Linked DNA regions of Homo sapiens: region 1 is linked to region 2. Evidence: read pairs that join two places in POLR2A ChIA-PET (ENCODE). Cell type or tissue: HepG2. All regions are shown on one strand. Each heading gives the region's core, and the rest is flanking DNA. Links, peaks and the distances in the headings are about the cores only.

What was found. Peaks named below come from ENCODE experiments on the same cell type or tissue, not always from the same donor. Only the 100,000 strongest peaks of a DNase experiment are listed, where the experiment ranks them.
Region 1: POLR2A ChIA-PET joins it to region 2 with 12 read pairs; 2 of 35 experiments call an interaction of 5 or more read pairs at or near these places.

The regions. Positions count from the first base shown.
Region 1 is chr6:168,324,230-168,329,606 of GRCh38, forward strand. No RefSeq gene overlaps it. Among named protein-coding and RNA genes, the nearest start is that of DACT2, 7.1 kb to the left of the region's middle. In HepG2, for the core only: no CTCF peak of the experiment used is centred there; DNase peaks (open chromatin) are centred at 2,282 and 2,892; H3K4me3 peaks cover 329 bases.
Region 2 is chr6:168,271,461-168,276,837 of GRCh38, forward strand. No RefSeq gene overlaps it. Among named protein-coding and RNA genes, the nearest start is that of DACT2, 46 kb to the right of the region's middle. RefSeq lists an enhancer at 1,687-2,399. In HepG2, for the core only: no CTCF peak of the experiment used is centred there; DNase peaks (open chromatin) are centred at 1,091, 2,151, 2,741 and 3,131; H3K4me3 peaks cover 1,866 bases.

The DNA of each region.
Region 1 (5,377 bases), core at 299-5,298, 53 kb after region 2:
GAGTTCACTTAGGATAATGGCCTCCAGCTCTGTCCATGTTGCTGCAAAGGACATGATCTAGTTCTTTTTTATGTCTGCGTAGTGTTTCATGGTATGTATGTACATAGACGTTTCTTTTAATATCTCTAATTATTATTTTATAATTTTCTGTATAGAAAGATGTGGCAGTCTTGTAGAACTCTCATTAGATTTGTCCCTACTTTCTTCTCCTTCTCCTTCTCCTTCTTCTTCTTTTCTGATGCTATTGTTACCAGAAAAGCAGTCTTGATTCAGACCCCAAGAGAGAGTTCTTGGATCCCATGCAGGAAGGAATTCAAGGTGAGTGGCAGAGTGCAGTGAAAGAAGCAAGTTTCTTAGATACTACTCCATTGCAGAGTTTGAGTTTGATGTCCTCATACAGCAAGTGGAGGAATTCACCTCTTCATTTTAAGTTTTTCTGATATAGGGTCTTGCTATGTAAAGTCTATGCTAAGCTGTGACTATATGTGGGTGGGCTGACAGCAGGACAGAATTATTCTGTTGATTTAAAGAAAACTATTCTTGACATTTCAGTATGTAAGTACGTCGGAGCATTACTATAATTATCTTGAAGGCATATGTTGTTACAGGTATTGGGACACCTGGACTTTCTGTTGTGGTAGGAGTTTGTCTTGCAGGCATGACCGAGCTGTTTCCTTAGCTGTAAACATCTTAGGACCGTGAGGCAGGATGGCAGTTGGTTTTAAAATGGCGTTACACTGGCTCTCCTGGGCTCCTGATTCCCTAATGCTATTGCCAGTTACCTTTTAAAAATTCATTTTATTTTGGTTGATGATAGATAAAAATACCAACAAAGAATCTAACAACTTTGCTAAACTCATTTTTTCATTTGAATCATTTATCTAGAGATTCTTTGGGATTTTTTTCCATATACATTCATATCATCTGAGATTAATGGCAGTTTTATGTCTTTATTTCTGACCCTTAAATCTTTTATTCATTTTTCTTGCTTTATTTTAGTGGCTAGCGCCCCAAAGAGAATGTTGAATGGTGATGCTATCATGCTTCCTTTTCCATGTGTCACTTTCAAGGACAGTGGGAAGCTTTTCAATATTTCATCACTGAGACGATGGTGTGTGTGCTTTGAAGATGCCCTTTATGAGATTAATAAAATAATCATCTGTTCCTAGAATGATGTTGAATTTTATCAAAGGTATTTTCTAAGATATTGAGGGAATTAAAATATTTTTCTCCTTTTTTCCCTATTTATTTCATAAATTATGCTGATTGATTTGCAAATATAAAGCCAACCCTGCATTTCTGGAATAAATCAACCTGGTTATGACATATTGTCCCACTTATATATTGCTAGATTTAGTTGGGTAGTATTTGGTTTTAAAGTTTTGCATCTATATTCCCAAGGAGATTAGCTCATAATTCTCCTTTCTTGTCTTTTTCAAGTTTTCGGAATCAATAGTATGCTGACCTCATAGAGTGAAAGCATTCCCTCTTTTGATAGTCTATGCGAAGATGTGTGTAAGCCCCATGCCGTTTTATTCTTAAATATTTGGCAGAATTTGTTAATGAAGCCATCTCTACCTGGGATTTTTGTGTGTGAAAATTTTAATTTTGAATACAAGCTTTTAAATAGTTGTTTGATTATTCAGACTTTTTATTTTTTCATGTCAGTTTGTTGCAGATGTATTATTCCATAGGGTTTTCTTCCTTTTGTCCATGTTTTCAAGTGTGCTGGCGTCATGACCTGAGCTAGTATCTTCAGATGTCTTGTAATCTGCCGTGATACCTCCTCACATTTTTTCTATCATTGGTTATTTGTGCTCTCTCTACATTTTGGCAACGGTTTCACAGTTTTATCAGTTTCTCAGAGAAAGAGCTATTGGCTTTGGTGGTCCTCTCTGTTGGTGTCTGCTTTCTAACTCATCCACGCGTGCTGTTTTCCTTCTCAACTTCCTTCTGCCTATTTTCTGTGGGCGTGCTTCACTGGATTATTTCCTCTAATGTCTTAAAATGAGTTTTTGGCTTGCTGGCTTCTCTCTCCCTTATCGGCATAGCTCAGCCCTCATTGGTGGTCGTCAGGAGCTTGTTACTGGGTAAATATTGGGTCCTCTGTATCTTAGATTGTGTCATAGCATTGACTTGGAGGAGAACCGTGGGACCACTGCCTGCATGAACTGTGTCTCCTTCAGAGCTGTCTGGGGTAAAGGATGTAACTAGCTCTGTTAGCGTAGCCTCCAGAGGAAAGGCACTGATGCAATCTCAGTTTGAGTCCTAGAATGTGAGCTTGGTCAGGAATTCCAGTGATTGCATAGTCCTTTGTTCTGCCGTTGTCCCCTGTTCAGAAGGTCACAGGCAAAAAAACAGGTCTGGAAAAGTTAGACTTGGTTTATTTGTCTCAATCGTACTCTCCCCTTTTGTCATATAAATTTATGTTGATTGTAGGATGTGCTGGATTTTTTGCACTCTCTCTCCTTTTCTCTCTCTCTCTCACACACACAAGATGACATGCACTATCACAGGTGCCTCTGAGAAAGAGTTTGGGCTCAGGGAACATTTTTGAGGCCTCCACAAGGAGGACTAAGGGTCTTCACACTGATTTGTAGGAAGGTCCCACCTCACTTCCAGATTGTGGCAATTTTACAATTTTACCAGCTTTCCGACTCCTTCACCCCACCTCCTGTTTCACTGGTCCTACCATTTACTTACCATAAACTTGGAATCTTTGCCCATTTTATCAGAGCTTTGTTTTTCTCTCCCTACAACGATAAAGAATCCCTCTTGGTGAAGGGAGGTCGGATTTTTCCTCTTCACGACTTCAACTGATTGGATGAGGGCCTCCCACATCAGGGAGGACAATTTGCTTTACTCAGAGTCCACCGATGTAAATGTTAATCTTATCTGAAAACGCCCTCACAGAAACATCCGGAATAACATTGGACCAAATGCCTGTGGCTCAGCAGGCATTAGGTTGACACATAAAATTAATCATCACACTCAGCATTTGGTAAACTTCAACATGAAAGGAGCTTTGTTCTTTGACTCTAGAAAAATTCTTCTCTATTTCTTTGATAATTTCTCCTTTTTATTTATCTCTTCTGTCTCCTTATTGCAACATTTTAATTCTCGTTTGGACTTCCATGATTAAGCCTTTCTGATTTTATTTTTTCTGTCATATTTCCTATCTTACTTTTTGTTTTTGAATATTTTGTTCAATTTTGGCTTCCAGCACTTCTATTATTTTATTGATCATATTTTTAATTTTTAATAGGTCTTTGTTAGCCTCTGGGTCACGTTCATATTTTACAATTTTTTATTTTCTGGATGCAATCGCTTCTTGAATCTCTCTCTGAATACTAATTTTGTTTGTATTTTCTAAATTACCCATGTTGTGTGATGTCTGCTTTTCTGTTTCTCTACCTTTGACTTTCTTTTCAAGGCTCACATAGTTAGGCGTGCGTCTCCTTCTCATGTCCCTCTTAAACTCCACAGAGGTGACAGCAAGTCCAGCTCTGAGGGACAGGCCTTCTCCCCTCCTTTTCTTTGATCATCATCAGAGGTTCCTAAAGTACACAATTTAGTCAATTACTACGTATCGCATAACCGTTACAGTTATAATTTGGAATACTACATAGCAATGAAGAAAATGTTTATAAGATGCCAAGTGCCAGGAAGAAGAAACCGCATGTAAAATTGTAACTACATTATGACTATAAGTACATGTAAAGCGTGCATGCCTGTCAGCAGGGTCCATTTAGAGGCATAAGAGAATTGAAACATTTTTTTTTGTAAGTTTACTGTGGCTGTGGGTCACTTTCTCTATTGAGTTAAGTTACTTTCTTGTTGATCAATTTACTTGTGCAGTAAGCCAACATTAATACACACACGATTTATCAAATTAGAAAACTTCCTTCTCCCCAATCAGATTGGCAGAGATCAAAAAGAATAACCATAATAATAACACTCATTGCTAGGGAGGAAATGTACCCTCTTGCAACAGACTGCTAGTGGGACTGCAAATCAGGAGAAAATTCCTAGAGGGCAATTCCGCAGAACGGTCAAAAGCCTTAAAATGAACATGCTCCATGATTCACTTCTAGCAATGTATTCTAAAGAACCAATCAGCGGAACATTCTAAGATGACTCTATAAGGCTGCTTATTTGAACACTCTTTATAACTGCAAAATTTGGAAGCAATCTATGTAAGTACTTGGTTGAATAAATCATGATATATATGTAGAATAAATGAGATTATTAAAACTGGTGCTCCAGAGAGTGATTTTTGGTCTTTAACCACTGTTTATAAGGATACAACGTCATTAAATAAATAAATAAATAAACATTACTGTTGGTTAAATATTAGCCATTAAACACCTGATATGTTTAGGCTTTGTGGCCCCACCCAAACCTCATCTTGACTTGTAATCCCCAGGTGTTGGTGGGAGGTGATTGGATCATGGGGTTTCCCCCATGCTGTTTTCATGATAGTGAGTGGGTTCTCACAAGAGCTGATGGTTTTATAAGTGGCTGGAAGTTCCTTCATTAACTCTTCTCTCCCCTGCCACCTTGTGAAGAAAGGGCTGCTTCCCCTTCCATCATGATCGTAAGTTTCCTGAGGCCTCCCCAGCCATGTGGAACTGTGAGTCAATTAAATCTCTTTTGTTTATAAATTACCCAGTCTTGGGTAGTATCTTTATAGCAGTGTAAAAACAGACTAATACCACATCAATAGCAAACTTCTTGAAAATACCGAGCTCCAACTAAGCAGTGTGCTATGGACTGGAATCGTCCAATGACCTCTCAGCCCTGGGTCACCAGGAGCCCTTGTTCTGCCTGCTCCACTGCAGGGATCCCCAACAGGCCCTCCTGCTCCTGTGCTTTCCCCAACATGGCCTGTTTTGAACACAACAGTGGGTGTCAGACCTTGTCACTTCTCTGCTCAAAACCCTGGCATGGCCCCCAGCTTCACGCAGAGAAAAGCTGTAGGTTATGATGGCCCTTGAGACCCTCTTCCTTCGGACCCCTTCTCCTCCCCTTGTCTCATCTCACTCCCTGCATCTGCTGTTTCTCAGATGCCCGAGACCTTTGCACATGCTGTGCCCTCTTCTGGGAGGGCTCCCGTCCACCCTGCAGCCTTCTGAGCCCTCCCTCCATGCTGTGCCCTCTCACCTCCATGCTGTGCCCTCTCACCTCCATAATGTGCCCTCTTCCGGGAGGGCTCCCATCCACCCTGCAGCTTCCTGAGCCCTCCCTCCATGCTGTGCCCTCTCACCTCCATGCTGTGCCCTCTTCTGGGAGGGCTCCCATCCACTCTGTGCCTCCTGAGCCCTCCCTCCATGCGGTACCCTCTCACCTCCATGCTGTGCCCTATCACCTCCATGCT
Region 2 (5,377 bases), core at 239-5,238:
ATGTTGGTCAGGCTGGTCTCGAACTCCTGACCTCAGGTGATCCGCCCGCCTCAGCCTCCCAAAGTGCTGGGATTACAGGCGTGAGCCACCGCGCCCGGCCATTTCACCTTCCCAGTCCTTCCACTGAGAGGACCTGTGCTCTGCTTGGGCTGACCAAGCAGCCAGACAAGGCAGGTGAGACTCAGGTGCTGGAGGACCAGGGCCATACACACATGCTGGAATCCTCGTTCCCTCTGAAATCCCTGGGCGGCCGCCCCCTTCCCACCCAGGTACGCACACAGGGCCACGCACACATGCTGGAATCCTCGTTCCCGCTGAAATCTGCCTGGGCGGCCACACGCTTCCTGTGCAGGCTGCAGGGACCCAGAGGACGGTGTCTTGCCGAGGGATCCTCCCTCCCTCCAGGTACCTCGCCCCGGGACAGCAGAAGTGAGAGACAATCCGAGCATATCCATGTAATGTGGAAATGCTGTACTATCACCCATCTAAACAAAGCTCGGAACTGTCTGCGCCCCAGGACGGGGTCCCAGCTGGCCCAGGAGAAATCGCACTCACAGGCCCAGCAGAGCCCAACGCCAGCGCTCAGAATCCCACAGTGTCTAGACACGCACAGCAGCAACACGGAAGCGGCACAGGGACAGCCCCAGCGGTGGCGACCCAGCTCCACAGGCGTGTGGCAAATGCAGGCAGGCCTGGGCTGGCTCGGGTGGGCTGAAGGCGAAGGCAGTGAAAAGACGTGGCTCTGCCCCTTTTATTGACGTGATATTGATGTCTGTTCATATCGATGCCTCTCAATGGAGGCATCAGCAGTGGCTCCAGGAGACAGAGTAGGTCTCTTACTTTATTGTTTGCTGAATGGAATAAAATACTGGACTTCACACACATGAGGTCTGCATTCGCTTGTCTACCACACACTCCAACCCCAGCTTGTGCACTGCCCTCCCCAAACATCCTTAAACATTTAAATGTTTCACCCCTAAAACAAAACACACAACCACAGGTAAAGCCCTAGAGGAAATCCCTGAGAGATGCTCCGAGAGCTGCTCCTGGCTTTCTGCCTGTGGGGACCCAACACTCCTGCTGGAGGCGGTCCCTGATTGACAGGAAGTGCCGGGAACGCGTGTGATGCGGTTTGACTAGGAGTAGCCCTGCAAAGGCACTATTCTACAAGCTGAAAACTAGTCTCTGCTTTCTTTTAGAGGCTGGAAAACCTTTCACTGAAAGTCCAGCCAATTGTCTCCTGCAACTCTTTGCCATTCTAGAGAATTTTTCATAGTCGTCTAAGTTTAAAAGCTGCAGAAACCAGCTTATTCATGTCCGTGCCGCCCTGTTGAAGCTGATAAGAGATAAACTCCAGCAGGCGCATCTCGCCACCTTTCATGGGGCAACTTAACTGCTTGGCTGCTGGAGCAAACACACAAAATTAGTTTTGGAATGGACAAAGCACAGTAAATCCTGTTTTCTTCGGAGCCAAAATCTCACATTTATAGTAAATGTGTTTTTAAAAACTAAAATGAGGTGTGAAACCCTCCTTACACAAAAAGCTTACAGAAATTCGTCTCACAGTACTGCATGGGAGATTTAAGTGGCATATTACACGTCAAAATAGAATATGGTGCCGAGGAGGTTCCTGTTCGATTTCCATGAGAGCTGTGACCCTCTACTAAGCATCCAAGAAGTCTTCACGCTTGGCTTGTCTGTCAAATTAGCAAGTCTGTGCAGAGGCTTAAGAGGGGGAAGGTATTTCCACTAAATCTCTTATTTATATAACAACAGTTTTGACATTCCTGCCATGACATCTTTTCTTCTTCAGGGATTTTCCTGTAAGTGATAAACTGTGGTGTGATTTGCAAGGTGTTTGCTCCGGTTCTCCTTTCACCAAGACGCCTGAGCCAAAGCCCCTGGCCCTCTGTGTGAATGAGTCCTACACTGGGACGGGTTCTTTAAAGATTTCTGCAGCCCACAGAAGGGGGGCCTGGACTTCTGTGTGGGGAGCCACCCCCACAGCCGCCCTTGGGCTGATGCCTGAGGAGCTAGGCCTGGGCCTTGGGGACCCCTGGCTTCCAGGAGGAGGAAGGTCCCCACCGAGAGCTCTCCTGCAGCTCAGAGTCAAGTTCATGTTTCATGGGGACGGTGCCGATTGCTTCATGTTTCATGTTCGCATTTCATGGGGACGGTGCCGATTGCTTCATGTTTCATGTTCATGTTTCATGGGGACAGTGGCAATTGCTTTTGCTTCTCCCATCCAAAAGCAGGAACAAGAGTTTTCTTTTATGCCACATCAGAATGAGAGGTAACTAGGCCAGCATGCAGGGTCCCCACCCGCGTCGCTGTCCACACTGGCTGTGTCCCCTGGCCAGGGCCCTGGTTGGCGGTGTGGGGTGGGATACGGGACTCAGCAAAAGTTGCCACCCTGGGAAGAGCAGGCGGCCAGCAGACTGCCTGGGGAGACACACCCTGGCATTTTGTTTCACCGTCAACTGTCCTAGTTCCCCCTGAGAGCCTAATGGAAGGAGAAAGCGGGCTTGCTGAGGGAGCCACTCCCTTCTCTCCACAGCGGTGGCCGTCTTGGCTCCACCCAGCCCAGCACCATGGGAGGAACCACACTTACAGCTGCTGGGTGCGGGGGGGGGGGGGGGGGTGGGCCGGGTTCCCTTCACAGCACACAGCGCCCCAGTCCCCACTGAGCTGTCACCAGTCTCCTGAAAACCCGGCACGGATCCCGCACGGGAGCATTCTCACCCAAGCCCAGAGACTCCCCTCCCACCCTTTACAATGCCCAGGGGTGGATCAAAGAGCCCCCTATCGTGGCACAAGAACAGGTCCCAGCCCCGCCCTGCCCCCAACTCTGCTGCTGCCTTTCCCCAGGACACAAGGACAGGACAGGGAAACGAGGTGGCCGTCCTCAGAGAGCACCTGGTTGCTCTCCCTAAGTCAGTGCGAGGAACACCCCATCCCTGTCCCATGTCCCAGTCTGGATGGACAGGATGGCCACCAGGTCTCTGTCTTCTCCTATAAATGTGTCCACAGCTCCCACAGGACATGGTACGGCTGGGGCAGGTCCTGATGGGGGAAGAATGTCTCATTGTGGATTGCTTTTCCTCTGGTCTGGTTTAATGTTTAACCCACAGGACTGGCTAAACGCAATCCTGTTTAATTGACTGTTTAACTTGAGAAATCTTAGTCTCGACAAGGGTCTGCATTGGACAGGTCTGCAAACACGGGCAGAAAGTTAGGTTCTGGCACCTGAAGCTGCCCTTTGCACATGCCCCTCCCAGGGACACATGCCCCTTCCCTCCCTGCAATGGCCTCTGCGTGGCCTCTCCAGCCTGAGGCCTGCAGGATAGGGCAGCATTTGCACCTCAGAGACCAGGGGAAAGCATGAATCTTAGCTTCCCACATCGCTTGCACCCCAGGCAATGGGGGCGCAGGAGGGAGCAGTGCAGCTGGAAGAGGAAAGGCAAGGCCGAGGTCGCGGATGGTTTGCAGAGGCAAGCACTGCAAGTTGCCACTGCAGGATGGCAATTGCTGATTTCATTAATAAACTTTCTTTCTAATCCTCCCTCCCTCCCTCCCTCCCTTCTTTCTTCCCTGTCTTTCTTTCTTCTTTCTCTTACTTTCTGCATAGTTGTGTTGCTTCAGTTGCATTTTCTCTTTAAAAACATGCCCTGGGCCTGAGCTGCACAGCTTAGGGACCTCCCCACAGTGGGGAGATCCAGATCCCGAATTTTGTGTGCAGAGAAACTAAGGCAAAGGGAGTTTGCATTAGAATTAGCAGCTGGGCTTCCTGGCCCTATAACTGCTTTCTGAGGGCATCCTGCGTGCCAGGAACACAGCATCCCACCGACGTTGGTGCTCCCTCCTGCATCCCACCGACGCTGGTGCTCCCTCCTGCATCCCACTGACGCTGGAGCTCCCTCCTGCATCCCACCCACGCTGGCATTCCCTCCTCTCCAGGCCCTGCTTTCGAGACACGGTGAACATCCTGTTTCAGAGAAGGAACTGGGGGCAGAGAGGCTAACATCCTTTGCCCGAGACAAGCATGTGGAGGTGGGGATTTAAACTCAGGGCTTCAGACTCCAGAGGTGCTGCCTACAGGGCCGCCTGGGCCAGCATCCTCCCATCTCAGCCTGGCCCTCAGTGAGCCAAGGCAGCCTCAGCTGGACTTACAGGGGCACACCTGTGGTTCCAGGGATGGGTAACTTTCTCCAGTTGGTGTTGGGAAGTGCAGGCAGTGTTTCAGCTTGGGGCGGAGGAGTCTCTCTTCTCTGTGTAACTGCAGCTCCTGTTAGAATTAAGAGCTTCTCTCTGATGTTTAGAGTGTCTTTCCTTCAGAGCCTTTCCGGAACAGTGTCCTTCCTCTCATCTCTGCACTCCTGCCTGATTCCTTATTCTAGAGATGCCACGACGGTACTAACCAGACTCCCTCTGAGAGCCAGGAGAGCTCGTCTGTGTGCTGGGACCTGGCTCTGCCACGCTCCCAAGCCTGGAGGGAGCAACTCTGTGACAGCACGAGTCTCAGGGAGAAGGGGCCCCTCTTGGCTGCTCCAGTCTTCAACGTCCCTACAGTCTGGGGGTCCCCTGTAGACCTGGGTCCCCTGTAGTCTGCAGGGCCCCCTACAGTCCCTGGGGTTCCCTAAAGTCTGGAGGTCCCCTATAGTCACTGGGTCCCCTACAGCCCACAGGGTCCCCTAAAGTTTCTGGTGTGCCTGACTGTCCCCAGGATCCCCTACAGGCCCCAGGTTCCTCCATAGTGCCTTGGACTCCGTCTTGTTCTCTGCGAGGCCTGAGAGACACACCACGGGAAAACGATGAGGGACATTTTCCTTTAGCTCAGAGAGGCCCGGGGCTGAGGGGACAGGAGGAGGGAGACGTGAATGGGTGGGATGTGAGGTGGAGGAGGTGGACCAAGCCAAGGGCTGGCTCTCCCGTGCTCAGTGACAGGATGCTTGGAGTGATTCCAAAGCCTTCTTTTATCACAATTGACTGAATCCTAATTCTGAAAGATTACATAATCAGGATTAATCCTCACTGAAAGGATGAAAAATAATTCCAGTGGAGAATTGAGTTCCTGCTGTATTTGAATTATTCACTCCAATTTTTCTCTGCTCTTGAACAAAAGAACTACTGCCAAAGCTTGGACTCCTGTATATCCCACCAAGTCTTTAAGATGATTATTAAATTTGCTTTTAAAACCACGAAGAGGACTCAAGGTTGACATGTGCTGGAGCCACGGGAAGCGGCAGTTCGTGCTCCGCGATGCGTGACTGTTACTTCACTGTGACTGCCCACGTCTGCCCTGGGTCCTTTCACTGTGACTGCCCACGTCTGCCCTGGGTCCTTTGTCCGGCTCCGTGGATTGGTTTGTAATATCCCA